Regions from separate parts of the Homo sapiens genome. Here region 1 is linked to region 2. The links are chromatin loops, found by intact Hi-C in ENCODE. Cell type or tissue: Caco-2. All regions are shown on one strand. Each heading gives the region's core, and the rest is flanking DNA. Links, peaks and the distances in the headings are about the cores only. Region 1 has its middle 190 kb from the start of GRB14. Region 2 overlaps GRB14 (growth factor receptor bound protein 14).

Evidence for each region. A loop is a pair of places that touch in the nucleus more often than their neighbours do. Peaks named below come from ENCODE experiments on the same cell type or tissue, not always from the same donor. Only the 100,000 strongest peaks of a DNase experiment are listed, where the experiment ranks them.
Region 1: a loop joins it to region 2, with 10 times the contacts of the local background. A loop is called at or near these places in 4 of 110 quality-filtered maps.

The regions. Positions count from the first base shown.
Region 1 is chr2:164,423,330-164,439,624 of GRCh38, reverse strand. No RefSeq gene overlaps it. Among named protein-coding and RNA genes, the nearest start is that of GRB14, 190 kb to the left of the region's middle. In Caco-2, for the core only: a CTCF peak has its summit at 9,225 (motif pointing right); a DNase peak (open chromatin) is centred at 9,244.
Region 2 is chr2:164,531,332-164,547,626 of GRCh38, reverse strand. The region is part of intron 3 of GRB14 (growth factor receptor bound protein 14); the gene reads left to right. Among named protein-coding and RNA genes, the nearest start is that of GRB14, 82 kb to the left of the region's middle. In Caco-2, for the core only: a CTCF peak has its summit at 9,155 (motif pointing right); no DNase peak of the experiment used is centred there.

The sequences.
Region 1 (16,295 bases), core at 4,858-12,857, 110 kb after region 2:
TAAATTCCACTCTGCTTTTTTCATAGAAGTAAACATGTTAGGTGTCTTTTCTTCCTTCTCTGAGTTTGTAGAATTATCCCCAAATTGTTTTCCAAGCCTTTATTTTCTATAATTGTAGTGTCTTTACTTTTTACAATAATAGGTTCACTGCATAACAGTACACTGGAATTCATTATCTATTAACTTCTAAAGCTCAAGAGAGCTGTATCATGCAAATTCAGGCAATGCATTCAGAACCTATGCCAAATGAAAGATGGTTGCTGTAAATCATAATGTAAACCATGTCCTATGGTTGGTAGAGTTAAAATCCCTGTTAGCTTTGAGAAGAAAATATATTGCTTATTACCAGAAAAGTTTAGTACATAGAACTTCCATTTCCAACTGAATGATGTTTAAGAATTTTAAAATTTCAAAGGAACTTTAGGAAGACCCTGCTAATCTTTGTAGTTCAAAAATGAATGCATGAAAAAGAATATATTTCTTGAGGTCATCAGGAGTAATCCTTTCCATATTGTACATATGTGAGGATTGTTCTTTTGTTGTAGATAGACTCTGTTAGCAGAAATTGGTGATGTTTGCAACTCTCTCTGTCAGACTTGAGGTCAGTCTGAGACTCTTGCTAGTAGAATCTCCCCATGTGACAGGATGTGTTAGTCTGTTCTCACCCTGCTAATAAACACATACTTGAGACTGGGTAATTTATAAAGGAAAGAGGTTTAATTGACTCACAGTTCCTCATGGCTGGGGAGGCCTCAGGAAACTTACAATCATGGAAGGAGAAGCAAGCACATTATTCTTCACATGATGGCAGGAAAGAGAAGACACAGCAAAAGGAGAAAAAGTCCCTTATAAAACTATGAGATCTCATGAGAACTCACTCACTATCATGAGAACAGCATGAGAGTAACTGCCTCCATGATTAAATTGCCCCCTACAGTGCCCCTTCCAGGGCACATGGGGATTATGGGAACTACAGGTTGGGTGGGGACACAGCAAAACCATATCACAGGATTTTGAGCCTAGGTGTGTTGCTGGTGGCTGCTACTGTCCAGTGGTTTCCCAGGGGGTGATTTGTTTATGGTTTATGGGAGTTTGTTGCAGAGGAAATCTTAATTATGACAATGTGGTTCAGAACTGAGGCAGGGAGAGGTGGAATGCAATCTCTTTATTAGAAACAAAAACATAAACTTACCTTCCTAAAATGTTTCCTCGGGGAATTATAATGAAGTAAGGTGACCTTATTTAACAACAAATTAGACGCTGAAATTTTTAATCATGGATAAATTATCAGCCCAGCAACTATATTAACATTTGTTTTACTTAATTATGGATTAATGTTGTTCCACATCTGATAGTAAAGGCTGTTTAACTTAATATTTTTATACATTTTATACTACTACTTTTCTTTTGGGTTTTCCTGTTACTTAGCTCCCTTATTCAAGTCTACCCATCCTTTCTTTGATATTTCTTTTTTTTCTTTCCTTCCATTTTTTTCTTCATCCACAAATACTGATTGGAAATTTCCTACATATTCCTCTCTGAATTAGGATCTGAATGAAATAATGATTCAAGTCTTTAAAACTGTCATAGTCTAAGGGCGCTCTCTCTCTCTATATATAAAAGATAATAATCCAGTGTTATGAGTGTATAAGTATAGTTTTAACAAAAATTTCTGGTAAGACAATGTTAGTTGGGATTCCTTGGTAACTTGAATTTTTAAAATTTTGTTTGATAATGGACATTTCTTTATGTATTAACCTTTAGCAGAGAAAGAGTCTTTCTTAAATTGAAGAAAGACATTTCCTTGGAGGAATCAAAATGACTCTATTAAAAATTATTGGAGAGTGCCCCAATGCCTTTCTGAGTATCTTGCTTAAATATATGCATTTTTAATAATATAATATATGTAGTAATAAATCCATAAAAGTATGATATATAAGTAAAAGCTTGAGCTCGTTGAAAGTACTGTCAGTATCATTATAAAACCTAAACAACCAGAAGAATAACTTACCAAAGAATAAAATTAAACTTTACATATTCATTGTAAAAAGGATTGTAAAAAATACTTGCACTACACTTACTCCTCACTTTTTTAAAAAAAGACTTTAAAAACTGTCCATAACTTTGAGGGAAGATTGCTAGTAAATAGTATGAAATCATTTTTTTAACCTCTCACATCATAAGTATATTTTCTTTACTATTTTATAAGGAACTGACTTTCTTTCTATGTTCTTGTTCTGTAGTGTGAAGTCCTTTGTGAATGAGCCACATTTTTTACTCATTCAAGTCCCTACAGCATAATCACATAGATTAACTCACTTGGATCGTTAATTGTTACACTGTAAGAACTCCACAAACTTGATCAGAGAGGTGAGTAGCAGTGTGACATTGACCGTGGCATTTCCTTTTCTTCGTTGTTGGTTAGCTTGTATTTTAAAATTGTTTTCTATTCTCTGGTTATTTTCCACTTGAAGAACAATATTACTGAAATGTTTTATTAGAAATAAACTACTTCCACATTTAGCAATCTCTCAAAATACTGAAGCATTTCATTAGCTGGAATAAACTCCAGGTTTCACTGAACTCTTATATTAGTAAGGCTGCAAAGTGACATCTTCTTCCATATGCCTTCTATGCTGCCATTAAAATGAAAATAACTCAGTAAATAAAAAGCATGGACATCAAAGCAGTGCTACAGTTGCATTTCAGAAAAATAATCTAGATAAAATTTTGATTTTTATGTTTATTGATATTAACACTTTGAGCTTCTCTTCCCTCTTTTACACAGATGGTGGCTTTAATGAGTACTTTGCTTACAGTAGAACACAACAAAACAAAGAAGACCTAGGCAACTAAAAATACACTTAAAAAATAAGATAAAGCATTATGTGACATATGATTGTAAAAAAATATTTTCACCCCATTTTTCTTCCTTTCTTTTTTGAAAATGCCAAGTATTAAGGTATACATATTTTATATATTTTTTAAAGTGTGCACGTATTATGTGTTATCCTCTGTTCTTAAACATTTCTAAATGTGTGTTTGTTAAAATATTCAAAACCCACCAAGCTAACGCAAACTAGAAGAAATCAGTTTGGTATGGCAGACATTCTCAAAAGTAATTTCTTTGCAAAAATCAGAAAATACTTTCAGGCTTTCAGAGAAGAGAAATAGCAAATGCATTTTAAGGAGTTGAAGCATTCTCCCTTTCTGTCTCTCTCAGAACCCTCTGAAATCGACACTGCAGCTGAGCTGATTTCATGTTAGAAAGCTGTCCTAAATACACACAGAGGGACCCTGTGAAGGGATGTAGAGCTGTCTGCTCTCTCACACATGCCACCACACACTCTCAGGTTCTGCATTGTTTAAGAAGACTGTGTGAGGGGTCGTTAAGCTTATTCTTAAAATACAGTCTAGATAAGATGAATGAAGACTCAAGCACCTATGTACGTTTATGTCAAGGCTGGAAACAGTTTACCTGATATTTAGTTTTACATGTATTGGAAAATATAGAATCACTGCCTGTATCTTTATTGGTTAAATAAACATTCTGGTGAATATTGTGATTGATCCAGGCCTCCCCCCCAAAAATATAAGTATAAAAAGAGAGTAATTGTGCTTTAAATTGGTGTGGTTGGTTTGGCAGATGCTTTCTTAATTCCCTTGCATGGTACAATGAAGCACTGAGAAGAATCTAGGGTGATATAACGAAATACAATTCCTGTATATCTTTATTGAATGTGACACAATATAATCAAAGAATGCACATAATTAAGTGCTATAGCTTGAAGCATCTTTGACGCGGGAATTCTGCTGTTTTTTTTTTTTCATTATTTTATGTGATTGCTTACAGATTAGTTCTCTATTTGCTCCTAAAGAATATACTTAAACACTCAATCAATGAATAACCTACAGCAGTTTGTTGTAGATTCAATAATGGGGAATGGTGCATTGTACCAGGATAGTCAGATATACCCATAGGGAGTGTCAGTGGTCAAAATGCTTCCACTGCCAGAAGGTAGTCTGAAAATGGTCTGGAAATTCAATACAGCATTGACCCTACATTGTATATATGATCCACAGTTAGTTTCTCAAGCATACTTGAAGTTTCAAACAGAGCCATTAAGAAAAAAAGCTAGGAATTTAAAAAAAATCGATTTTAAATGAGTTTTTTTGTTGAAATAGTTTTAAATTTATTAGTTCAAATGAGCAGAATAGCAAAATCTAATCATTTGTATTTTAAATGTATCTAAAATTATTTTACTTTAAAAATAATTTAATAAAATAATTTTAAAAATTTAAAGTTACATACAAATATTTCTATTTTTATATGTATAGTTCATCTATTTCACCCTTTTAAAATCTGATTATCAAGCAACAAATAGTCACACATAAACACACACCTTTGTGATGTCTATCTGATTTCTATTACATTTTTTCCTATATTTCATCAGTGAAAACTGATAAGTAGAACAAGATAAGTAGCAAGGTATCTAAGTAAACAGATTAGAGCCATTTACCTAATGTCACACAAATGTGTTTCCTTTTTCCTACATTCTGAGAATTGCCAGTATCTTTTTATCTAAACACATATCAATTTTACATTTTCTAATTGTTAACTGGTTTCATTCATGTAGTTATTCCAAATTGCTTTAAGATGACAATTTTTTTGTTAATCTGAAGTTGGAGTAAGATTAGGAATTAGAATTCCTACTAGTAGAAAAAAAACCAGAAATTGGAATATACTTAGGTTTACAAAAATGTCTTGTTATCTTCATTTACTCAGAGTTCCTTTGCAGAGCTTTAATAAATTGAGAATGTACATTAAAATAATACTACATCAGATGAATCTTAGCACCTATTTTGGAAGTTGTAGGTTTCTCATTTTCAAAATTATGAAAATAGCTACATTTGTTTTTTATGAACTGCAAGTAAACTTGAATGAATTACAGTAAATATATGTAAATAATGTCTGTGTATACATACATAGGTGTAAAGATATACTTTCAGTGTTTCACTTGGGGATAGTAAATAAATAAACAAGACATAAATTTCACACACTTTAGAAGCTGGTACTAAAATCTTGGTTTGGCATTTATGGTTATTTGGTCAAATGGCATAGACAAATCATAAAATCATCCTGTGATGTTGGTGCTGTGAATAAAATTTTCTAATGAGCTTTAGACAATATCTCATTGATTTTTATAATGCAATTTTTATGTTAGATTTTGAAAGTGCTTAATAATGATAATAACTTGAATGCTAATTTTTTTCTGTATTGGTTGACAGGCTTACCTTTTTCAGCATATAAAGTACTTTGGGAAGTTGCATTAAATCTTATGGCTTATCAATTAATACAGTGGTTCATTAAGACCTCTTCACAAAATCTGCGTAAGGAAAGTGCTAATTACAGATGGAGAAATGGTGGTATAATACAAGTTAACCAATCCACATACTGAAATAAGAGTTAATTGTAATGATTCATTGGTTTTTCTATTGGAATTTCTTCTATTTTAAGATAAAGACTATACTAATCTATAAAGTGATTTAGCTGATCTTAATCTTATGAAAGATGTAAATATTCACAGTACAAATGTTTATACTTGCATCTTATGAAAACATCTTTATGTAATATATTCAAGGTGCCTGGATTTGGGCTAGGCACATAGTTAGATGTGTAACAAATGCTAACTCTCTTTCTCTGTTCTGCATTCTACATTATAAGAATTTTAATGTTTTGTCCCCTTTTTTAATGAGAGACGACTACATTTTTTAATTTGGACAAACCACCTGAGAAATTACAGTGTATATTGAAAATAACACAGCCTATAGAACAAAGTTTGCATAAAGACTGACCTGATGCAAATTTTGCATAAGGACTGAGCTGAAGGGGGTATGAGGACTAAAAGTAGTAGAAAAATTTCACTCCTACACTGTCGCATAATCATAACCTGATAGTAATATTCCTTAAGGGGGTTCTCTGGTTTACAACTAAGTAGGTTCCAGGAGGCCAGGGCTGTGAATTTGTCCTGTTCATAGTTGTTTATCCAGCAACGAGCACAAAATAGGTGCCCAGCAAATATTTTTTTACATGAATGAACAAAATGCTACTTTTTCCCTTTGTTTTTATCTTTACAAAGACATGTACATAAATTAAAATTTTATATGATCTTGTGGTATTTTAAAAATAATCAGAACATTCTATTTCAATTCTGACTAAATTATTGTTATGATTATTGCTTTTTACTAAGACTGAAGCTAAATCAGTTCTACTGTGATTATGATTCAGGTTGTGCTGAGGAATCCCTAATCTGCGTTTCTTTTTTTCTCCTCCCCCTTGCTAAGTGATATTATACCTAGCACAATATTCCTACCTCAACTATGGGACCTGTAAGGGTTTAATGATCTTAATTTATGTATCCTCATTTATTACGTAGTACTTGTAAACAAAGACCTTTACATTGATGCCTGTGAATGAGACATCCAGAAGAACTTTTCACATACCTAGAAATTAGTGCATGCTCTACTTTCACTGATGCAAATATTTACTAACAAGAGAGAAAAAGAAAATAATCTTTCTCTCTCGTTTTTTTCCCTTTTCTGAAACCTAAAAGCATTTTGTTTTCTAGAGCTCTGTAAAAGTTAAGCACATAAAAGGTTAGGAGCCTGACTTTTTTCTGTCGTGTATATCTTTGAAAAATTGGTTTATGAAGAGTCATACATCATGTAGCCGGACATATGGGAATAGTTAAAGATTAAGGTAAATAGACAAATTGAACTGCTTTAAATCATTTTCCTGGTTTCAATTTTATGAAAGAGCTTATGAACAAAAGCTGACATTAAGCAATCACAATAGGCTCTTCTATATGTTTTAGACAGTGGTAAAGACTTTAGTGTCAGAGAGTGTTGCATCACCAATAGTTACATCAATTTGATTCGTGTCCAGATTTCAAAAATGTTACCTTGTCAAACCATAACCTTTTCCAAGTCTTTCATTTGTCATTGTTTTGTAGATTATATCATTTATTTTACATTACCTGTATCAGAAAGCATGGATCATGGATTATAAGATTTTTTTATTATATGTTGGTTGTTTTTGTTTTTAAAATAAAATTAATACTGTAGGCATTTGTGTTCAAAAGGGACTAATCAAATATTTTGGAAGGAAGTTTGATTTCATGTAACAAACATTACTGTAACTTCACCTAAGGAGACCTTTGGTTCCTTTTTGCTTAAAAATATATTTCAGAACCATTAGGAGAACATTTTAAATAAATTGAGTAAATATACTGAACTTTTCAAGGTATCTAATACACTAAAATCCTGTGGAGAGAAGCTGGCTGCTTGACTTTAAGGTAAGTCCTAGGAATTTGCCCAGTGGCATGGTGACAAACCCCTACTCTTATGAAAATTGCTATGAGATCTTTAATGTCCACACAGAAGAGGAAGGATTTGAGGTTTTGTGGTCTCATTTGAAAGACCCCTACGTAGTAAACTGCATGGAACTCAATTTATCTACCTCAGAAAGAAGAGAAGTCTTTGTAGCTCCTGTACCTATAAATCTAAGAAATTCTGTGAATATATGCCTTCATATTCATGCAGCACCAATTCCCTTCTTAAAAATAATAAAAATAACAAGGTCTATGATCATCACGTTCATATAGATAAAAATCTATTAACTTTTCATCGTTATCACAGTTCTCCTATCAAAGTGTAGGCATTCGTGGGGCAAGCTCACCTCCCCTGGTAGCCGTGCAGAGGTAGATGAAGATCTTTTACATACTTCTTTGTTGGTTTGCCTTTTATAGTGTATGTGCTTGATTTAGGAACTGCTGATGGTAAAAAGGTAATTTAAGAAGACTATAAATATTTGCACAGATATGCGAACCCAGCTTGTAAGACATCCGGCTAACAGGTTTTCCCATATTCTGAGCAAAGTGAGTGATAGGAAAAAAAAGTAACTTCTAGAAAATGTTGACCACGTTTAATTCAGAGCTTGATCTGATTCTATGTGAGGTAACACATACTTTAATGCCCAATCTGGAGACTTACCTATGAGGTATTGTGCACGTGTTAGCTTTATTTTCTTTCCAAACATTCTATTTGTCACTAGAAAGATACATAAGAAATAATCTAACAGAGTTTGCTGAAACATCTCAGAATGTAAATGTATAAACTGTTTCTCCATAAGAAATGTGGGTGTAAAAGAGGAAAACACTATCATGTATATTTTGATAAAATTATAGCAATTTTGTGGGTTGGGAATTTCTCTGGAATTCGGTGCCTCTAGCAATTTTGTCTTCAGTCTTTCCTTATTGTGTGCTTAAGCACAAACTATGTTGGTTTGGCAGTTTTGATGTACTTAAAGCCTGAGATTTTTGTTTTTTAGGTCAGGTTAACTAAGTAGTTTGTTTCTATAAATGCCATTTATGATTGCATTACTATAAATCCATAATTTTGAATTCCTCTACTACATCTTTAGTACACCAACCTGGAAAGATGTATCTGTGATTTAAAATTGAATACACACGTCTTTCCTGTATTTGTTATTTACAACCATGAAATTCTATTTCAAAATATAAACAAAACCAGTGTTTTACAGATACTCTTTCATTTTTTCAGCAGGCCCATTGTACGCAGGTTTATTATGTGATTTATTTGTGAGATGAAGGGAGTTAAAACTGAGAGCAAACAAAAGTGATCATTTAATCATTTGATGGGGTCTTTTTTGCTCACCTTTACAACTGGTATTGATTAAAACAAATAAGATTAATTAAAAATTTGAATTCAGAGATAAAGTTTTTTTTTTTTTCTTTTTCACTGTTACTGGAAACAATGTAAATTCAATCTTTCATTGTACATTATGGCTTTGGGTGTGAAGTAACCTTTTTCTTTAAGGTGTTGTCATTAGTTAAGTTTTTCTCAGTTATCCCAGCAATTTATACAATTAACACATCTCCTGAAATATCCATAAAATTTGACAATGTATTACTGAAGCAATACTCTAATAAAGTTAATGCACTATTATAACTTAAAGAAAATCTTAGATCATTTTAAATTTCTTCAGTATGCTTGATCACAGAATAATATTAAAACATTTTTAAGTTTAAGAGCACATTTAGGTCACTTTTGATGACAGATATACTTTTTAAAGGTTCTTAATATTGGCCTATAAAGCAAGTGTCAATGAGCTTGAGCTGCATACAAATGACTTTTCTGCCTTCCACAGGGTTCTTCAAAGCTGTGGGCACTAGAGGGTGCTCTTGGAACTAATACTAACAATGAGTGGCCTAAACTTGTTCTTTCAAATCAATACTATCAAGATCCAAAAATGTTTCGAATGAAATACTATATCATTATTAGTTTTTAACACTGGGCTCTGTGATTGTCATCAGCCCAACTTCCAAAACAAATCACAAAAACAGCAATTAAAGCCAAGAACTCCGTAGCGTGACAATTATTTGTTGTTAAAATCAAGATTCTTCTCCTACTCTTTTAAGTATTCTCCCACTTTTTATTCAGGATGTATACATTTTTATAAATGACAAGGAAAACGGGCTTGTCAGGCAATTAACATTTTATTTGGAATTTAAATGCGCAGAGTCAGAAAAGGTTGTTTCTTAAAGGAAATGTATCAAGAGTCTGCAGTCCAACTTTTCTCATGGTATTTGTGAGGTATTGTGGGCATCCAGGGATGCTTGCACATGAGGATACAGCATCCTTATAAATGTTGTTTTATATGAAATTGTAGAATCATCACCCCCGTCCACCCCCTGCAGTTATTTATAAAGGCGTCATTGGTAGTTGCCTTTCTTAGACCTTCCCTGCAGGCATGATCAGACTCAAGCAGGCAGCTATTTCTCTTTAATTTTCCACAGCAAGCCAGTAATGCTTATGATTATTGTGAAGTCAGGAGAAGTTTAGTTTCATTAAGTGACATGTAGTGATACAATTAGTTACTTAAGCACTTCTCATAAAATGTTCCACCATGGAACCTAGGTTGTCGGATGCAGCTAAATATTAGCATCTCATATTAAACACAAGAGTAAAGCTGCCCTGTGGAAAGCACAGCTGACAGCTCTCAACATGAGCTGAATGATCATTCTCAATTGTAATCGATTCTGTAAGTACTGAACACAAACCCCCAGGCAATTGAAGAAAATAGGATGATGAAGGACTGCAAACTAATATGTTACACATCTTCATTGATTAGACATTGATTAACCATTATTTTCCTGAATGACAAACAGCTAGTGGTAAAGTAACTGAGGCTTGTGATTTATTTACATCTTAGACAGGGATGACTTCTTTATTCAGCTGATTGTGAGCTAATGCTAAACCAGGAGATAGCGATAGCTAGAGAATCCAGGCTGCTGTTTTCTTTTTCTTTCTTTTTTTAAAAAGAAATCTTCTTGGGCAGCCTTTCTAGATTTCTGGAATGTTTCTATTAGAAACAAATTTAAGTAGATTTTAAAATGATCAGCCAAATTCCAAAATACAGAACATGTACCTGTGGTATAACTACATTTAAAGGGAAGATCATTTTATAGACTTGGTATTTACAAGCATATTGATCAGTGTTTATTGAACTTTTAATTTAATTCTCTCTTCTTTTCAGTGCCTTATTGGCAATTACTCACATTTTTGGAATGAGCCAAATGAGAGTTTCTATGTGTCAGTTACTTATTTTTCTTCTGTGAAGCATATTACTTTAGAACTATGAATCTATTTAAATGTGATACATGTAAGGAAGCAAATATTTTACACTTTAATTTTTGGTTCACATAAAACTTGAATATTATGGACAATCTTAGATTTATGTAGCAAAGTCTTGCAGCAGTGTCATAATACTTAAAGCTATTTCAAAAGATTGCAAACAGTATGCCCAATGGAAAAAGTTTACTCGTGAATTTTCAGGCGATCTTTTTTTCTATTATAATGAAGGAAAGAGAAAGATACTCAATGAAATGAACTGGATTAGCACTAAGTAGAAACTAAATAATAATGAGACTAGCTTTTTTTCTCTTTCTGAAGTACTCCGCATTTTTAAGGTTTGTGGAAAACATTATTTATAAGCAGAAATAATTAAGATGTTCTGGCATTCTTCATTATAATGGTCATGATAAAGACTTTTGATGTTCAAGAAAGCGTAATTTGCTTCTCCATTGGAATTTGATTGTAAATTAGCACTAATTAATGTTCACTTAAGTGTTACAGATGTGTGCTATATGTAGTTAGTTACCAAAGGGGTAACTGTAGAAAATTTATTCTGTAAAAGTATATTAATTTAGAGTAATGATTAGAATGTCATTTAAAAAATAAGAGAAATTCATTACCATTTCCAGTGTTACAAGCCAATTTTAGCATTTATACAACTTAGGAAAAAAATTAGTAAACCATATCATTTAAATTAATATAGAGATGCATTAAACACCACCCTATTAGTTCTTCAATTATTAGACATGTAATTGTAAAATTTCATTGTATTTTGCCCTTTAATGTAATTCTAACTCTAGGTTAATAAATCAGATCTGTTATTTATGGACATTGCCAACTTTATCATAATAAATATGAGTATGCTTTTCCCCAAGCAATTTTTGTTAGTCTCTTCTAAGAAACTGGACATTTGTGTACATGTATATTAACTGAAATCTTCCAGCTAAAGATTTGTCATACGGTTTTAGGATTTAAACAATGGGGTAGAGAGAAAAATGTGTGAAGTTTAATTCTACATTTTTAATTTTGAAAATTGGAAAGCTAGTTTAGTTGTTAAAGAAACCCAGCTTTACTTTAAGGGAAACAGACTTGTTAAGTTTTAAAAGAGGAAGAATACCTAGTTGGGACAACATGTGGTGCTCTGACTTTTACAAAGGGAGCTAAGTATAAGCTTGACTCACTGAGTTGCCCTTAGTTTAAAGTAGATCAGTGGATCCATGCTAATTATAAATCACCTCCTTAGTATTATTTTGAAGGGCTGATCTAAGTTCCCCCTTAGCTTTTTACAGTACTCAGAACTTAGGAGAGGAAAGGTGTTGATTGGCTAGTGGAGCGTGAAGAAAGAGCGAAATAAAAAACCATCCAACAGCCATATCCCAGAGGGAGCTTGGAACCCCAGAAAGAAGTCTAATAGTGTGCTGTTTCCTTGTCCATCTGTGTTCAGGTGAGAGCACCACTTCAGGGGTCTGTGTGCAAATGTAAAAATCAGAAACCTAGAATTTTATAGAAGCAACGATGATGTGACATTTGCACAGCAACTCACCTTTGGGGAAATAAAAGGCACCTCCTTTGGTGTTCACCGTCTTTTCCTTTGAATGAATGTGAGTGTGTGCATGCACACACACACCCATGTGTACGTGTGAGTGTGCACGCGCCTGCGCTTATGTAGATCTGCGTATGCTCCAGTTTCTTCAAGCATATTTAATATCTTTAAAATTTTAAATGAAAATGTAGCTGTCAATTTTAAACTAATTTGGATGGACAGCAATAAAATGCAAACCTCACTTCAAATTAGAATTTTCAGTGAGGATTTCTAATGGAAAGTAATTGCTGACAATAGGAAATGACAAATTACTAATTACTTAGTTCAATTAGACTTTTGTGCCTTTGGTCCTAAGTGGCAAGCATACAGCAAATCTTGCACTTTTATAACAATTAATGACACTAAAACTATTTAAACTGCCAACAGATGTGAGTAAGAAGACATGAATTGAAACTTACTTAATTTACATACTATCCCGATTTTATATCAAGTAAATGGTGTTTAAGTTTTATGCTACAATTAAATATTACTGGTAAAGTGCAATTTTCACAGAACTTCATAGGACGAAATATCACTGTTCAAAAGCTGGTCAGTGTTAATGCTTCCTTTTCTCTTATCACAGCAGTATTTCTCTTTAAAAGACTCAAGAGTATGAATTTCTATCTATACTGTATTCATGATTACACATCAGTGTTAATTATATAGTGGCATCCTTGGTTTTTGCTTTTTCTCTATTTTTTTGTCTATTCCGTTCATCTTTGATTTCCTAACAATCTATTTAGAATCCATATATTTTCTACTTCCTTTCTTTCCCGTGAGACTAAGTCAGGTGTGGTTTTGCGAAAGGATTTTGTTGAGAAGTTCAGTTGCGTTAACTATCTCTGTATTGTTAACTTCTGGCGGTAGCTTATAGAGAACTTAATTTGCTATTCCCAGTGCTATCATTTTTTGTAATTTTGATTCTGAAAATATAGAACTTAAAAATGTTTCCAGTTATAATCAGAAAGATTTTTTTTTCCCTCCATAGGTCTGCAGCTCAGTACACTACTGCAGATGCATGTGGACCAAAGAAAGAAGGTCAAGGGATCCAATTATGTTTGCAATGATCAATTTCCCTATTAAGATTTTAAATATATTTATCCTTTTTTCAAAGCATGTAAGAAAGTATTTATCAGTGAAATGAAAATAAAAATGCTGATCAGTAGTGAAGCAAATTCACCTGGCATCTTGTGCCTATGGAGTAAGGGGAATGCTTTTAGGAACTAAACCGGCAATAAAAATAAACTTAAAAGGTTGTTATAGTAAAACAAAACACAACACTGATACAATTAAAGACTTCCAAATCATTGCATATGTAAGCAAAGAAGTGATCCACATGTAGAAACCCAAACTGGCTATTATATTCCAGTTTTCCTCTGGGAATTTCTTCAGCTCATGAGATTCTCTGCATGTCATTAAGAGTTCAGGCATCAGGTACTTAATCACCTTTTTCCTAGTGTTCTGGATAAAACTGCAAACATCCTATCCAAATTAAATGTATATTTCTTATTGAGATGGCATATATTGTGTGTCATATTAGTATTGAGAGTTCATTATAATCGGGGGAATGGAAGCTTTTTTTGTTCTACTTCCCTTGTAAACAAGAGAAAATGTAAATATACTTTGTTTTATCCTATGGATGGAGAAATGGGGGCAAATTAGAGGGTTCTAAAACTTGAGAGCAAACATATTACAGCAAGCACTTTCTCTAGGGCTTTTGCTTGATTTTTGCAGGTTTTTTCAAGACATGCAATTAAGCTATTGTTTAGAAGCAACACGGTAAACCAGATCCAAATAATCAAGGATAGTTTTTGGACAAACCTCTGTTGTTTCACCACAGCTGTAGTTTTCTTTTCTCACGAGCCCTGTGAACTTTAAGGGCTAGAAATATAACAGAGAGCATACTAGATAATAGAGGAAAAAGGAAAAGCTTAGGCAGGGGGTAGGAGGCCTGGGCAGGGACAGAGGAAAGAAAGACTTTCACAAATCACGAGAAAAATGGCACTGGCATTGTGCCTAAAAAAAGATAACGTGGAAAAGAGGCAATAGCAGCAATAGACTTAGCAAGTATATTTAGAGCAAGAATGATAGAAGAAAGAAGTGGCCTAATTAGAAGAGAGGGAAAAGGAGAGAGAGGGAGCGGGAGAGGGAAAGGGAGACGGAGAGAGAGCAAGTGCAAAGGAAGTGTAAGAAAAAAAAACAGAAAGAAATAAGCCTAGGGAAATTAGCAAAACATACGAAGCTAAGGATATATCCTCACTTGTGCCACAATACACCATGAAAATAGAATGTTTCGGTTGATTTAAACATCCAAGGAATGAGTCCTGTCTTTCTCAGTTTCCATCATCATTACTGAGACATAAACAACATAAAAATATCACTTTGATAATCTAGATTTCTTTTCTGTGGTTACCTGAGGAATTGAAAGGTATGTACTATATATATTATGCTTTATGAAATATATAAACTTGCCATATGCCTATTTCCATCTAATTTATATTGTGTACATGACTTACACATGTTCTGTGCTTAGTGAAAATTTCGGGAAGAAGGTTTTTAAGCTCAAAGAAGTTCGAACAAAATTATTTTTTAAATAGGCAAGCACGTAGAATTTCTCAGAAGATTTTGAGACAATTGTGTGGTACAGGTTTTTGAAACTTGATATTTTAACATTATATATAAATATTTAAATATCATATGTGGATACTTAAGATTATGCATATATATTTATATATACACATATATATGTATAGCTATATATATACCTCTGTATATAAAAGCTTATAGGAAGGACATTTTCTTGAGTTGCATTTTTTCATATAAGACCTTACTTAGATGAACATGCTATTTTTTAAATTACAATTCAGTTTAGGAATACCCAAGCTCGATTCTTGTCATGCGTATAATCTTTCTAGACAGGCATATAGAAGTGTTGGAAGATTGTTGTCAGCCATTTCCTTCCTCCCTCTGTTCCTTCTTTCTTCCCTTCCTATCTTCGGGATCTGTAGGGCCTCTAAAATGTCTAACATGGCCTATTTGGATGGGTTGCCCATTGGATGGATTGAATTTTATTCTGGATATGAATCTATGACAACATGGGATGAGAGGATCAGGGCAAGATTTTTTTGAAATAATCTTTGGAGGTGATCTAGAATATTTGGTAATTCGTATCATTAAAGCAGATCGTGCTATGTAGGTACTGGTCAGCAGTACATATATCCTTGACTGCTCCTTCAGGTTCAAGATATGAAGACTTTGTTTGGACAATTTAGTAATGTCTTGATAATTTATGTAATATGCTCCAACCTGGCTTGTCCTGTGGAGAGTCGATACCATTTAGGAAACTGATTAATCACTTGTTGCAACTATTGGACATCTTAGTAGAAACTTTCCCAATAAGAGGCAGTTTTTGATGTACATTTATCTCTTCATCTATCTCCCAGAGGCCAAGGGCTAACATAGCAGGAATTAAGATATGTACCAATTGGTTAACATTTTTGTTTTCTTGGAAACTGCTATTTTCCTGCTGGATAATTTTTATTATGTAGACTCAAAATAAAGAAGGAAAAGCTGAGGAACATTATGTGTTCTTGACAGTGGATAGATTTTATTGATTAGGAGAAATATATATATACACACACATATATATGTACATATATACATATATATTACTGATTAGTAGAATGATATATATATATATAAAATAAAGATTTATATATTGTATCAAGTTGATGCAAAAGCAATTGCGATTTTTGCCACTGAAAATAATGGCAAGAACCGCAATCACTTTTGCACCTAAATACAAATAGTAAAATATGTTTGTCAACTTCTGTATATCCTTACGAAGTTACTAAGGCTAATTCAAATTTCCTATACTAATTTCCTCAAATAATTGCTTATATGCCATGGGATATTTTGATTTACTGAATGGCAATATATACAGATATCAGGTTCAAAATCTTTATTTTCACTGTCACCATTTTTATTCCTACTGTGA
Region 2 (16,295 bases), core at 4,656-12,655:
CTTTTCTATTTCTTGTTCAGCTCCCTCTTGAACACCAATAATTCTTAGATTTGGTGTTTTGAGATAATTTTCTATATCTTGTAGGTGATCCCAGTTCCTTTTCATTCTTTTTTCTTTTTTTCCTTCTGATCATGTATTTTCAGATAGCCAACTCATTGATGTTTTCCTCTGCTTGATCCATTCTGCTGTTGAGAGCCTCTAATGAATTTTTCAGTTCAGAAAATGTAGTTCTCAGGTTCACAATTTGTTGTATTTTTTAAAAAATTCAATCTCATTGTTAAATTTATCTTATAAATATCTGAATTGATTTTATCAGTTTCATCCTGGCAGTCACTGAATTTCCTTAAAGGTGCTATTTTAAATTCTTGGTCAGAGCTCACATATCGCTGTCTTGCTGGGGTCACTAACTGGTTCCTTGTGTCTGTTTAGAGAGATCAAGGTTCCCTGTTCGCTGTTGTTTTTGTGGATGTGTGTCTGTATCTTGGCACTGAAGGATTAGTTATTTATTCGAGCCTTCTTTACCTGGCTTCTTTTGTTCTTTATTGGATATATTCCTTAGAGGTTTTTGCCCATAGGTCATTGCCTTCTTTTTGGCTCTAGGTGGTGCCTTAAACCTAGGTTCGCCTTGGCTCTAGTGAAGGTCAGAGCACTGCACTTTCCAAATGGGAGAGGTTCCCAAAGGGGATATCCCAACAGTTTGGGACAGCTGGCTAGGGACCCATGGCCAGGGGACCTGTGGGATGAACCTCCTATCGTGTGGTGCTGCTGAACAGCCACTCTGATTTGGTGTCTCCTTTGGCTGGGTTGCAGAGCAGAGTTTCTGGGGCTGGGAATGGTTGTCCTGCCCCCTTTTATGTCTCTGCCTGTCCTCAGGGATATTTCTCCCATCAGGCAATCACGATGCTTCCTATGATTAAGACAGAGGCAGATCTTCTGCCAGGGAACCCAAGATGGGGTAAGAGGTTGTCTACCTTAATCTCACTTTTTCTGGTGTAAACACAGTGAGTTGGGGGAAAGTTTTTCACAAGCTTGTGGGAGGGGCATCGTGGTGGATATGGAAGTTTGATTCTCTTACCATCTGGAGCTTTTCTTTACTTTCCTGTCGCCCGTGGAACTGCCTCATCTTCATATTTGAGTTCTGGGATACTTCTGGGGAAAATCTCAGTGCTATTTATTTGGTTTTGGTTTTCTGTTGGGGAGAGTGAAGCCAGTGGCTTCTTTGCCATTATTTTTCAGGAAGTCCTGCTTTTCTGTTTATTTTAGTATAGATCCTATGGTGAAGATTTTCTTCCGAGGTACAAAAATAGAAAAGAATTATGAATAATCATTTCTTTATTCTTTTATTTTTTGTTATTTGTAGTCACAAGAGAAAGAAAGTAGCGCAAAGTAGAAACAAGCCTAGAAATTTTTATAATTTACCCACCCCTCTTCATTTAAAGATCTATGGGAATTTTAGACCTAAAACAGCTCAAATTGATGGAAGAATACATTTCATAATAATTTTATTAGCACAATGCAAAGTGTTTGATTTATTTAAAAAAGTAAGCTGTCATTTGGACCACATTTTGAGTCAATTGTAGCACAGACAGGTACAAATATCCATAGCAGTGGTTCTCTTTATGGTAGTGTAGACCCTAAATTTTTCTTGAAGAAATAAGTAAGTCCTTCACATTTTTAAGACATAAACACAAGGAGTAGCCTCTTAAAATGTTTTATTTGGAAATGCATCTCTATTGTGAAGTGTGAAGGGCTTAAAAATATTCTTTTAGTATGTTCTAAAGAATTCGTTCTACTAGAGTGAGACAGGATTTGGCAACAATTTTGTCCCCTGATTTCTTATTTTTATAGATTTGTTTTCAAAACATGTTTACATATAAGTAGATAAGACAGGAAGGAGTTCGTTATGGCAGTGTCATTCGATTCTTTGAACTCCTTATTAGTTTCCTGTGGTTGCTGTTCCAAATTACCACAAACTCGTCTTAAAGCAACAGAAATTTATTCTCACATTTTGGAGGCCAGAAGACTGAAATCCATATCACTGGAGTGAAATCAAGGTGTCGTCAGGGATGTGTGTCCTCTGGAAGCTCTAATTTCTTGCCTCTTCCAGCTCTGGTGGCTGCCAGCATTTGTTGGCTTGTGGCTGCATCACCTAATCTCTGCCACTGTGGTCATATTGCTTTCTGCTCTTCTGTCTGTGTCAAGTCTCCCTCTTTCTTATAAAAGCGGTAACATTTCGGGCCCACCCAGATAATTCAGGATAATCTCCATTTCAAGATCCTTAATTTAATACTGTCTGCAAAATTTTTTTTCCACGTGACATTCACAGGTTCTAGGAATTAAGATGTGGTTATCTTTCGGGGGCTATAGTTCAGCCTGCCACAAACTTCATTGCATTATATGTTTAACAACTTTTAGTAAGAAATCATCAAAATCATTTTAAATAATTTATCAGTGACAGCTCCATTAGTTGCTTCAATTTGTTCAGACTTGTGAAAGAATTTTATACATAGTCATTAGAGTCATTTACTTTCTAGCATAGCTGCCAATATACAAAATCGTCCCTTTGTTTGATGCATTCAAGAGTTTATGCCTCAGAGCAATGTGCCAATGAAAGGTTCTGTTCAAATGAACATCCTTTCTCTTATGAAATGGAATTAAAAATGATTTTGGCAGAAAAGGTGTGTTCTTAGAAGGATTCATTTTTTAAAGATTTGGGAAGTGGTTTTTTTGAACACTACATGCATTCCCTGAACCATTTAGAAAATGTTTGTACTTCTGATTTGACAACTGGTGTCCTAGGACATGTCAGAACCTCGTGAAGGGGATAGAGTAAGGCCTGTGGAGAGGAAGCTAGAATTGTTCCACGGTATCCTCAGCTGATAGCTGATGAGCTACAATAGTGCAACTGACTTTGACAGCTCAGCCTAGATAGTTATCAACCTGCCAAGGACGCTTGCTTCTAAAGGTATGTCATACTGGCCAATATGACTTGTTGCCTCATCTTCTAGGACAGAAGAGGCTCAACATATATTTTCTTCATTGCCACTTGTGACTAGTTTAACTTCTATACATGATAATTAATCTCCTAGAAGTATGGTGTTAATTCTCAATAGATATCTGCCCTATTCCAAGCTATTTCATTTAGCTCCTAATTAGCATAATATATTATTACAGTATTTTATATTCTTAAATTTTTCTTTCGGGGGGACTTAAATTTTTTTTTGTTATAGTCACTACCATTTATCTCTAACAAATAGCTTTGCAGTTCAGTAATAAAAATCTGCTCTGTAAATCAAGAAGTGTTTTTCCCTGAGAACACTGCAAATTATTTGTATTAAGGAATAAAACACACAGGTCTTTTAATGCAAAAGCTGAAAGTGGAACACTGGGAATTAATTTGATCCACATACTAAATTTAAACTTTTAGGCATCAAGTAGCAATAGAAGTTTATTTCTTTATTACTGTATTTTCTGGAAACTGCTGAAATAAAATCAAAGATATGAGCATATTCTCATGACTTCATCAACCATGCATTAGACCAAAGCTCATAAGAAAGAATTTTATTTCCAGAGCCTTCTTGTGTTTTTGTTTTCCTTTGGTTTTTCACTCAGATTATATGTTTAAACAGAACAATTGAAAACATTAATGCTACCCCAAAACTAACATGTATTAGATTTAATAGCTTCCAGTTCTTTACCGATGTAAGAGGAGAGTAATCACTATTGAGGTACTGTCATCTTCCTCAGCACAAAATATAAACAGTTTTGTCTTTAAAATGTTTTTTGTTTTAGTTTTGCCTTTTTGCTTAGTTTATTATAATCTTGCAATATCTATTCAGTCTAATTGTGGTAGGAAGTAAAATGTTCAATTTAATTTGCATATTTAAATGAATGGAAAGAACTACAGTGGTTTTTTTCTCCTTAAATGTGATATGCAGCTACAGATACTCTTTGTTAACAGAATAAACCGCTGACATCTTTACTGCAAGTCTTCTGTGAGTGCTACTGATGTAAAGAACCAAAGGATGAACTATTTTCCAGAACTTTAGTGATCAGCTAGTCGGCTCTGCATATTGTTTAAGAACCATTCTTGCACTCTTTTTGTCCAAAATGATGAATTTTCAATAAATAAAATTATATTTGGTTTTCTGTTCCTGTGTTAACTTGCTTAGGATAATGCCCTTATTGAATAGGGAGTCCAGCATCCATGATGGCTGTAGGAGTGTGGCTTTATTTCTTTTTATGCAGGACATGATTTCATTCTTTTTTTTATGGCTTCATAGTATTCCATGATTTATATGTACCACTTTTTTTTTTTTCTTTTCTGAGACAGAGTCTTGGTCTGTCTCCCATGCTGGAGTGCAGTGGCGCGATCTTAGCTCACTGCAACCTCCGTCTCCCGGGCTCAAGCTATTCTTGTGCATCAGCCTTCAGAGTAGCTGGGATTACAGGCACATGGCACCACAGCCAGCTATTTTTTTTTTAATTTTATTTTTAGTAGAGATGGGGTTTCACCATGTTGGCCAGGCTTGAATTCAACTCCTGAGGTCAGGTGATCCACCCACCTTGACCTCCCAAAGTGCTAGGATTACAGGTGTGAGCCACCATGCCTGGCCTATATGTACTGCATTTTCTTTATCCAGTCCACTGTTAGTGATTCTGTGTCTTTGCTATTGTGAATAGTGCTGCAATGAATGTAAGAGTGCAGGTGTCTTTTTATTTATTTTGGATGTATGCCCAGTAATGGGATTGCCGGGTTGGATGATAGTTCTTTTTTAAATTTTTTGAGAAATCTCCAAACTACTTTCCACAGTGGCTGAACTAATTTACATTCCACCAGCAGTGTATAAGCATTCCCTTTTCTCTGCAGCCTTGCCAATATCTGCTGTTTTTTTTACTTTTGATGATAGCCATTCTGACTGATGGGAGATGGTATCTCATTGTGGTTTTGATTTGCATTCCTCTGATGATTAGTGATGTGGAGGAATTTTTCATGTTTGTTGGCTACTTGTATGTCTTCTTTCAAGAAGTGTTGATTCGTGTCCTTCACCACTTTATAATGGGGTTGTTTTTTGTTTGTTGAATTAGGTTCATTATAGATTCTAGATATTAGACCTTTGTTGGATGCATAGTTTGCAAATATTTTCTCCCATTCTGTAGGTTGTCTGTTTAATCTGTTGATAGTTTCCTTTGCTGTTCAGAAGCTCTTTAGTTTAATTAGGTTCCACTTGTCTATTTTTGTTTTTGTTGCAATTGCTTTTGAGGACATAGTCATAAATTCTTCCTCAAGGCTGTTGTCCAGAATGGTGTTTCCTAGGTTTTAATCTTTTAAATCTTTAATCCGTCCTGAGCTAATTTTTGTATGTGGTGCAAGGTAGGGGTCCACTTTCATTCTTCTGTATTTGGCTAGCCAGTTTTCCCAATACCATTTATTGAATAGGGAGTCCCCTCCTCATTGATTATTTTTGTCAACTTTGTCAAAGCTCAGATGGCTGTAGGAGTATGGCTTTATTTCTGGGTTCTCTGTTGTGTTCCATTGGTCAATATGTCTGTTTTTGTACAAGTATCATGCTGTTTTGATTACTGTAGGATTATAATATGGTTTGAAGTGGGGTAATGTGACCCCTCCAGCTTTGTTTCTTTGCTCAGGATTACTTTGACTACTTGGTCTCTTTTTGGGTTCCGTATTAAGTGGGAGCTAAACATTGGATACTCATGGACATAGAGATGGCAACAATAGACACTGGGGGCTACTAGGGGAGGAAGAGGTGGGAGGAAGGGTTGAAAAACTAACTGTCGAGTACTGTGCTCACTTTCTGGGTGACGGGTGCGATTGTATCCAGACCTCAGCATCACACAGTATACCCATGTTAAAAACTTGCATATATATATATGTGTGTGTGTTTCTTGAATTGAAATAAAAGTTGAAATTATAAAAAATAAATAAATAGAATTGTAAAGGGAAGGGCATAGTATCTATTTATTTAAATTTAAATTATTTATTTAATTTTTTTTAGAGATAGGGTCTCTTTTGCCTGAGGTGGAGTGCAGTGGTGGAGTCATGGCTCACTGCAGCCTCAGATTCCTGGACTCAAACAATCCTCCAGCCTCAGCCTCTGTTATTATTATTATTATTTATTATTATTATTTTTTGGAGACGGAGTTTCACTCTTGACACCCAGGCTGGAGTGCAATGGCGCAATCTTGGCTCACTGCACCCTTCGCCTCCCAAGTTCAAGTGATTCTCCTGCCTCAGCCTCCCAAGTAGCTGAGATTACAGGCACCCACCACCACGCCCAGCTAATTTTTGTATTTTTTAAACTAGAGTCAGGGTTTCACCATGCTGGCCAGGCTGGTCTCGAACTCCTGACCTAAGGTGAACCACCCCACCTCGGCCTCCCAAAGTGCTGGGATTACAGGCGAGAGCCACCACGACTGGCCTATTATTTTAAAAAATATTTTAAATACAAAAATAATCTATCTCATTGTAAATACCTCAAAAATCATGAAGTAAACAAAATTATTCATAATTTCAAGACCGAGATAACTAATGTTAACATTTTTTAAAACTCTTTAATCAGTTTCTCTACTTTAACATAGTTGCTATATGTATTAACTCTTATAGACTACCTTCTTTTTCTTTTTTCTTTTGTGCACTTAAAATATATCTTGAGTATTTGTAGTTTTTTACTTGTCATTTTACAGATTCCACAAAAATCAGTAACTCCTCTTGCCTTCTCTGGCTGCGTTACCCAAACAGTTTAGCAAATATTTATTGACAATTTTGTACCAAGCCTATATTTTGCTGTAGATTCTGGGGATGCAGTATGAGCAAAACAGACAAAAAGTATTGCCCTTGTGAGTTTGCATTTTCACTGGGAGAGAGACAGGAAACAAGGCCTAATATTTGTTATCCCGTAGAGGATGATAAGCTCTGGGGAGGGAAAGCAGGAGGAAAGAGGGAGAGTGAGTGCTAGAGCAGAAGGGAGATGTGCTTTATTTTTTATTTATTTATTTAGAGACCGAGTCTCACTCTGCTCCCCAGGCTGGAGTGCAGAGGTGTAATCTCAGCTCACTGCAACCTCCACCCCCCAGGTTCAAGTGATTCTCCTGCTTCAGCCTCCCAAGTAGCTGGGATTACAGGAGCCTGACACCACACCCAGCTAATTTTTGTATTTTTAGTAGAGACAGGGTTTCACTATCTTGGCCAGGCTGGTCTTGAACTCCTGACCTCATGATCCACCCGCCTCGGACTCCCAAAGTGCTGGGATTACAGGTGTGAGCCACCACAACCAGCTGGGAGATGCACTTTAAAGAGGCATCAGAGAAAGCCTCCCTGACGGAGTGATGTTTGAGTAGAGAAATGAAGCACGTAGCAGGCAGGCTGTGCAATTAAGTGGAAGATTGTTCTAGACAGAGGGAACAGCAAGTGGAAAGGCCTGGACGTGGCAGTGTGCTTGTGTTCAGGAAGCAGCCTAGGGGCCATTGCACCTGGAGTGGAGTCAATAAGGTGGAAGGTAATGGGAGAGGACATCACAGAGTTGCCCCAGGACCAGATCGTGTAGGGTCTCATAGGCCAAGAAGTGGGCCTGGCATTTACACTGAGTGAGAGAAAAAGCAAGGGGAGGTCTTTGAGTCAGAGAAGAATATGATGTGATTTAGTTTTAAAAGTATACTACTAAGGAGACCAGAATGCAAGATTTGACCTTTTATTTTGCTTTTCCATCAGACTACCTGTGGCTCCCTGGAATGATCCCCACCTATCTGTCATTTCTACTAGCTGTACATGCAGCCATTGTACCATCTTCACACGTGGTCTGTTTATGAGATTTAGTGTTTGTGAGATCCTGAGGCCTCATAGGTAAGGATATTTTGACTTATAGGATAGATGAGAGTTGAGGGTTTTCTGCACTTTAGCTCACTTTTAGTGACCAAGATAAGCTTAGGCCAGTTTCAGAGACATTCCGAGTTGTGAATACATATGCTACTATCGTTGCTTCTCATCTGTCTAAACCATATCACAAGCTACTAAAAGCAGAAGGGGGAATACTTGAAATTCAAAATGTGGTAAGTTCCTGAACCTGAAGTCTAATTTCAGAGTTAAATTTTCTGTGGCAAAGGAAACTTCAATCTTATTAGTATTTTTTTTTTCCGAGATGGAGTCGCCGTCTGTCGCCCAGGGTGGAGTACAGTATGTGATACTGGCTCACTGCCTCCTCCGCCTCCCAGCTGCAAGTGATTCTTGCGCCTCAGACTCCTGAGTAGCTGGGATTTCAGGCGTGCACCATCACGCCTGGCTAATTTTTGTATTTTTAGTAGAGATGGGGTTTCACTATGTTGGCTAGGCTGGTCTTGAACTCCTGACCTCAAGTGATCCATCTGCCTTGGCCTCCCAAAGTGCTGGGATTACAGGCGTGAGCCACCACGCCCGACCGTTATTAGTATTTTTAATATAAATGCATATGTGTGATAGCTACTACTAGTGTGCATAGAGTATGTATTTTAATATCCATTTACATGCAGGAATACAAAGATCTAGATTCCATTAGATTCTGTAATCTGCATTTTCCACTGAAGCAAGTTGGTTTCTTCCCACCACAATATTTCAAGCAAATGTTCCTGAGATTCTGCGGTCGGTTTGCCTCTGTCTCACTCTACATCTCTCTCAGGAATGCTATAATTTAAATTGCAAACCACCAGGAAAACTTTCGTATAAACGTTCCTAACCCAGGTGGTAATGAAATTACTGAGATTGAACTGAGCCAACCCAGTTCACCTTATAGCAGAGCCAGATATTTATTTTGGCTGAGCGAGAGAGAATCATGCTAAAAGTTACCTGTTTTTGAATTTGTACAAAACATGAATTGTATAATAATACTATGTTTGGAACTTTGAATGCAATGTCCATGTTTCATATCCTCTACCTGTAATTATTAATATATGGCTGCTGAGAATTTTAATAGGCAGAGTCAGTCATGGAAGACAACTAAATATCTTGATTTTGTTATGAATCTCTGAATGGCCTGATTTTGGATCATATTATTATATGGTTCTACTTGTACACACACTTTGACAGACATTGAATTTAAAATGTCAGCACATCAACAAATATTTCTCCTTTCATGATGTAGTAAACCAGGTTTTGCAACTGGTGTGGTTTGCTTCACAGCCACTGGATGTCACTATAGTTCCCCAGATAGAATCCTCTGTGCTGTTATAATCAATGTAAGAGTAGGGTGGGGGAAAAACTTTAGCTTCAAGTCCTCTGAAACTTAATGGGATCCATGTTTGTCTTGCTCCCATTCTGATTCCTAATTGAAGCCATGGTATGAAGCAGTGGCAATTAACACAATACCTCAAGCGCATACCTACAGACTCCTCGGGAAGAGGAATTAATTGTATTTTAGTATCATTGCTAGGGACAGCTGAGATTTCCATTGTGAATATCATTGTGGAGTGGCTTTAATAAGCAAAATGAATGACTGGAGGCTTTTAATGAAACCATTTTAATGTGTGCAGCTATGCCCACGTGATCGCCTTAAGACAGAAGCGATGCACAGTGACAGTGAGGGAATGGTTCACAGCCTCCTGCTTGGAAGCTGCTCCTTCGCTCTTTTTTTTTTTTAACAAAGGAAGTACAAGTGTTTTTCCTCTTCTGGAGCTGACATGTAGTTGGACTTCCTGTGCAGTTTATAACATACCAGCCATCAGAGTTGTGACCACCCTCATCACAGCAGAAATCATTGTGAAGCCTTTGGGACATGTGGCACTGTGCTTCCTTCCATAAAGAGAACCATGTGCCCTGACCCTCTGGGCTTTCAGGAGACATGGTGTCCTGGTGGCACGCACAGACCGGAAATGGGCAATATGTAACTAGCAAAGATAGTAAGTGCCCACAACTAAATCTGCTTCTGATTCAGCTGATTTTTTCTTCTACATATTCTTATAGCCTCGGCTACATGAATTCAGGTCCGAGCATCTCTCCCCTCAGGTATTATGTTAGCCTCACAACTGGTCCTCCTGCCTCTGGTAGTACCAACATTATCCATCTGAATGCAGACCTGATTCTTTTTGCATTTGGATCCAAGGTCCTCTGTGGGGCTTGTAGCATCTTGTGACCTGTCTGCCCTTCATAGCTGCAGTCTTAATGTCTCACCCCTCCCTCCTTTTAGTTTATACATTAGAGAACTGCCTGCAGATGCCTGCATATACTACAGTTTCTACTCAGTTTTCTTGTTTGTGATGTTAAGAGTCACAGGAAACCCCTTCCTGTCCATCTTTACTTGGCTAACTGCTATGTATCTTCCAGGGCTTAGTTATTTTAGTTAAAAATGTCAGGAAAGTAAAACCCCAGCCTTTTCTTAAAAATACTTATGGCAATAAAGATGAAAACTCTGAGCTGTCCAAGCTGACTGATAGGTAACGTAGTGCCACTGTCCAGGGAGAGTGGAGAGAGAAAAGCAGTTGGAGGCATCCCATGCTCAGCCTTGTGAAGTAGAATCACCCTTTCCATCTATCTGACAGCAGGCCGGGAGACACACCTGCCTCTTACACTTGCCTGACTGCATGGCGCAAACTGCTGCTGCTGCTCCAGGGCTGTTCCTTGAGATGATCAGGATGCTTGCTGCCACCGTCCGTACTCATACACCCCTTGGGCAATTGCAAATCCTGAAAACAGCAGAGAGCTGCAGGAGGCACTAAGAGTGTTAGTGATGAATTGTGTCCTGGGAGGTGATGCTTCCACAGGACATACTATATAGGTGGGTGTGAGAAACAAGCCGTGTGGACAAGATTTAGATACAAGGTTGTTCAAAGTAGATTGTTTATAATATCAATTAACTAGACAAGTAAAACCTCAGTATAAAAGGAGAATGTTATAAATTATAGTACATCCATAGGTTGTAATGTTATGCAGCTTTTGATCATGCTTTTATTCTTCCTTTGAAGACTGATGTGGGTAAATGTAAGGTTGTGGTGACGATTGAATAAAATCAGTGCATAAACATATGATGTTTTCTAATATTATAAAAAGTATATACACATACACTCATATAGAGCAAGAGAAAACGACAAGAAAGGAATATACTGAAAGGTTAGGTGCTTATTCCTGATTGACAGGTTTAAAGATGTATTGTGATTGTAAGTTATCTGTATTTGTAAAATTTCCTTTAATGGAATGTATTATTTTAATAATCAGAAAAAAGAAATAAACACAATTTTAAAAACTTTTAAAGAGATTTTTAAAGCCTTAGCTCAGACATCTTTCTGAAGCCCCAAGTTGGACAAAATACACATCTTCTTTGCTGCTGTAACAGTTTCTACAACTATCTTAACAGTGATCAAATTATTAAAATTAGACAGTAATTCCATGGAGCTGGGACTCTCTGTACACTGCATCTTTGTAACCCAGGGTCTAAGACAAATAAATGTGTTTGGAACTAAGTCATACTAAACTGTAAGGCATTTATATCAAAAAATTAAAAGGATGGATTACAAAGTACATAGAAGGAATAGGCTTGGAAAAGAAGCCAAAGAAATCACATGCTGTGCTCAGATAGAATTTACTCTTGAGTCCTCAAAGAATGCTGTGAGAACCTTCGAATTAATGGAAGCTGTCTGTAAGCTCTTCAGATATTTACCCAGTCAACTCGAGATCATATATATGCAGGCATTTTTGTGGAAAAATAAGGCTGCCTCTGAATATAAGTTCCAATGGTTGGGTCGGAGTTAATTGGAGACTATTTCCCCTCGCAGAAGAATGAACTGCAGGGCTTTATAGCCATCAAGCTGAAGTGTCACAATTTTCCTATTATTGCACTTGGGGAGTTGAATGTGTCTGATGGCAATTTTCTGAGGGATCCTGCTGGTATTAAGTAGTATTCTTAGGTTAAGGAACCTTTTAGAAATTGAGCTGTGTTTTATTCTTTGCTTCTCCAGTTTTTGTTTTGCTTGGCCAGAGGCTGTTCATTTTTATCTGAAAATAAGATTGACAAAATGTATGTAGTTTCTACCCAGCATAGAGAAGTACAAGGACCATTTGTCTCCTGGAGTTTCCTGTAAAAAAGGTATTCAAAAAATTGTTTTCTGAGCGAATTAGAGGTAAAAGCCACTTTTGTTTCTTCTCTTATCAAGTGAGAGAAGAGTAGGGACTCAGGTTTCTATTTGAGCTCCACGCTGTACTTGGCAGTAGATTCAGCAAAGAAATCCAGGCAGAAGGTCACAGGTGAGCACTCTCCATTCTTGGAGGATTGAGGTTTTTAAAAAGACTTTGATGTTAAATCAACAGTTTCAGAAGAAACTTCTTGCTTTCTTCTTCTTTTTTCTTTTCTTTTTCTTTTTTTAAAGAAAGAGTTTCTGAAAATTCAAAAACAGAATTACATGTAGTTATCATTATTTGGTAATATTTCTTTTTATTACCATAAGACCTCACTGACCTATTAGAAACAAAAAACACAACTTAAGGCAATAGGAAATTTTTGTTTTTGTTTTGAAAAAGCCTTTAAAATGCTTTTGAAGCTTTTCTTTTTCCATCTTCTTGATTGCTATGTTGAAGTAATTTAAGAGGGCTTCCCTCCTATTTTTCTACCTACATATGAGTGGTAGTTGACAATTGTAATTTACTTTCCAATGCCCGAAAAATAACGTCAGAAAGTTTTATTTTAAATAGACTTGTATCTGTGAAGTTTTAATAACATGTTTTATTATAGTATTTTAGATGGATTTTATAAAGTTTTAAAAATAAAGTCTAAAATAATAATTTTGAATTCATGTGATTCCTACCTGTGGTCACTTCTCAAATGGTAATTCAAAAAGTACCTGAGTTCATTCTGGGTTTTGAACATAGCAGCAAAGAGCCCCTAGTTGTAGAATTCATATTGTTCCTTTTTGATATTTGAAATAAATGATAAATAACTTAGTAGGATTACTTACTTGGTTAAAATTTGCTTGGTAGGAGAAAGGTCCAAGAAAGTTTATTAAAGGCCTTTTGTTTTAGTGTTTTGTTTTGTTTTCCCTTTTCTTAGGTCTTGGTGATGGTGTTTTTTGGCTAGACCAAGGCAAGAGAAAGTTGGTCTTCAGCAACATTTCACCTCCTTTTGCAGCGTTTTTATTTTCTTCTCAAAGTAGTCCATCTAGTCATCTTGTATATTCCTGTTGAATTTTCTGTCTACTAGGGCCTGTATTTAGTCAGATATCTGCATTGAAAAAAGAAATGCTAATTTTATGTGAGATGTGATTAACTGATATTCAATTATGCCTCCCAGGGTTATTTGGATTATTGTAACATTAATCCTTTAACATAATGAGATTGGTTGGGGGAAGGTACAATTCATGCAAATTGGGATGGTGATATATAAATTTAAAAAGAATATGTAATATAATTTCTAAAAATCAGTTTCTACAATAAGAAAATTATATCTTCATTACCAGGCTAGTATATAAGGTAAAAAACTATAGCTGCATTCAATCCACTTGACTTTTATTAGCTTCCTTAATATGTTATCTGAATTTTTGATAGAATAGTACTAGAAATCTTTTTTCGAAGGAATGGAATGTATGTCTTTGGCTTTCTCACATACTCTATTTCTTGATGGCTTTTTAAAAGATGTATTTTTCTTAAGATTACCAGATTATTTTCCTAGTGCTAGTAATTGCAGTATGTAAATACTCAGTTTTATAGTTCTGTGACATTTTCTGCAAATCTTTTATCCTTTATTTTATTTTTTCAAGATTGGTATTCTGGTTTTTATTTGCATGTAGTCAACAAAACCCCTGACTAGATTCCACTTCTTGGTAACCATACACATTACGCTAGTTCTTTTTTATATTCAGACTCCTGAGTAGCTGGGATTATGGGCATGAGCCACCGAACCTGCTTAGTTCTTTAGTTACACATTTGTCATAGCTGTTCAAATGTAGTTTGATTTTTCAACCTTTTTTGTTTTATTTTCTTTTTTGATGCAGTCCAAATTCAAATGATTTGTACTTTGAAGATTGACATAATTTGAAATCTTGCCCATTACTGTTTTGTCCCTTACACTTAAAATGTGATTTACTTTCAGTTAATTAGCAAATATTTATTGAATACCTTTCAAAATAAAAGAATTGGGGCCGGGCGCGGTGGCTCACGCCTGTAATCCCAGCACTTTGGGAGGCCGAGGCGGGCGGATCACGAGGTCAAGAGATCAAGACCATGGTGAAACCCCGTCTCTACTAAAAATAGGAAAAATTAGCCGGGCGCAGTGGCGGGTGCCTGTAGTCCCAGCTACTCGGGAGGCTGAGGCAGGAGAATGGCGTGAACCCGGGAGGCGGAGCTTGCAGTGAGCCGAGATTGCGCCACTGCACTCCACCATGGGCGACAGAGCAAGACTCCATCTCAAAAAAAAAAAAAAAAAAAAAAAAAAGAATTGGAAACAACTAAGGTAGAGAACGGCAGGAGCATGAAAGAGCAATTTTAGTTGATATAGACAGAATGTGCAGGATGTAAATAGATCCAGCAGAGGCGCTAGGGAATGTCCCTTGGGTGAGAACTTCCATGAAGTTGAAGCAATGTGTGCAGGGAAAAGAACATCAACTTGGGCTCAGACATGTGGTTGTCATTCAACCTGGGCACTTGGGACCTACAAGAGGGGGCACTTGGGACCTACACCATCCAATTACCATCCAGCTCCCTCACAGTCTCCACTCCACCAGTTTCCTTCAATAACTCTTTAACTCTGCCTCGTTTCCCAGAGGGCAGAGGGTGGGTCCATATACATGGCTATTCTGAACCTCTGTTTCTATCTGTAAAATGGAACTATAACTTGCTTATTACATTATTATATTGATTTCCTAAGGCTTATGTAACAAATTACAAATTTGGTGGCTTAAAAAATAGAAATGTATTCTTTCACAGTTCTGGAGAGTCACATTCTTTCCAAGAACCTTAGGGAGATTCCACCCCTTGCCCGTTAACAGCTTCTCTTGGCTACTAGCATTCCTTGGCTTGTGATGATTTCACTTGAACCTCTGCTTCCCTGATCACATTGCTTTTCCTCTTCTGTCTGTGTTAAATCACCTGCCTCTGTCTTAAAAGGATATATGTGATTGGATTTAGGTCCTACCTTAATCCAGGATATTCCCCCCATTTCAACATCCTTAATTTAATGACATCTGCAGAGGCTTTACCACATAAGGCAACATTTACAGGTTCTAGAGATTAGGACCTGATATCTTTAGGGCCATTATTTAGCTTACTATAGGTATTATAAGAATTAAATACAATAATGAAACAGCTGTCAGACTCAGACATGCAGAAATTACTGTATTTTGAATTAGTTTCTGATACTGAGTAACCTGGCTTAAGAACAGACAGGTTATTCTTCTATTATTTGTTTGTTCTCTGGATTGTTCTTAGTCTTTTTGGGGAAAATAATCAATGCAGTTTTTATCAATGAGTTCCATACACGTTTGAAATGTGTTCAGTTGAAGGTTTAGACCTACCTTCACTCCTCCAGCACTCTGTTGGGACATGTAAATCCCCAGAGGGATATCTGTCTAACTTTTATCCAACTGTTGTCTTCATGTTGTAGAAACTCCTGCTTTTTAAGCTTATTGCTTATATCATGATGACCCTTAGGTTCATGGTCTTCCTTTAGTCCTTCCACATTTCTTCTCAGGAATGTGGCACTACAATACTCTTGCCCCGTACTGGGATGCTGTGGACTTGACATTGTACTTAGCTATTGCTTCTCTGTCATGCTTGGTGAAGGGCTTCTATTTAAGGGCAGGGTATAGACTTTCCTAAGTCTATGCTCTGATTTGAGCCACATACCACTGTTAAACCTATCCGGAGTCTTACAACTCATAGAGGGTTCTGTTCAGGAAGGAGGCAGGATATGGGGTCACTTGGGACCTACACCATCCAGTTACCATCTAGTTCCCTCACAGTCTCCATCCACTCCACCAGTTTCCTTCAATAACCCTTTAACTCTGCCTCCTTTCTCAGAGGGCAGAGGGTGGGTCCCCACAAGTGACAATGGAGGATTGACTAGGCATGCTTCTTCCTAAATAATTATATTTGTCAAAAATTGATAAAGTCTACTGTGACACTCAAAAAAACAACAAAATGCCTCTTTGCTATTTTTTCCTTTCTTTATAGTGTAGTATGAGGGCAGAATTCATACTATTTTCTTAGAGGTAGAGGAAGGTAATGGGTCCAAGGAAACACAGGTTGGCAAAGCAAACAAACAAACAAGCATCTTTGTTGATATCTTGAAATTGTCTCCCACTGCAGTTGCAAAGAATACAGATACCGT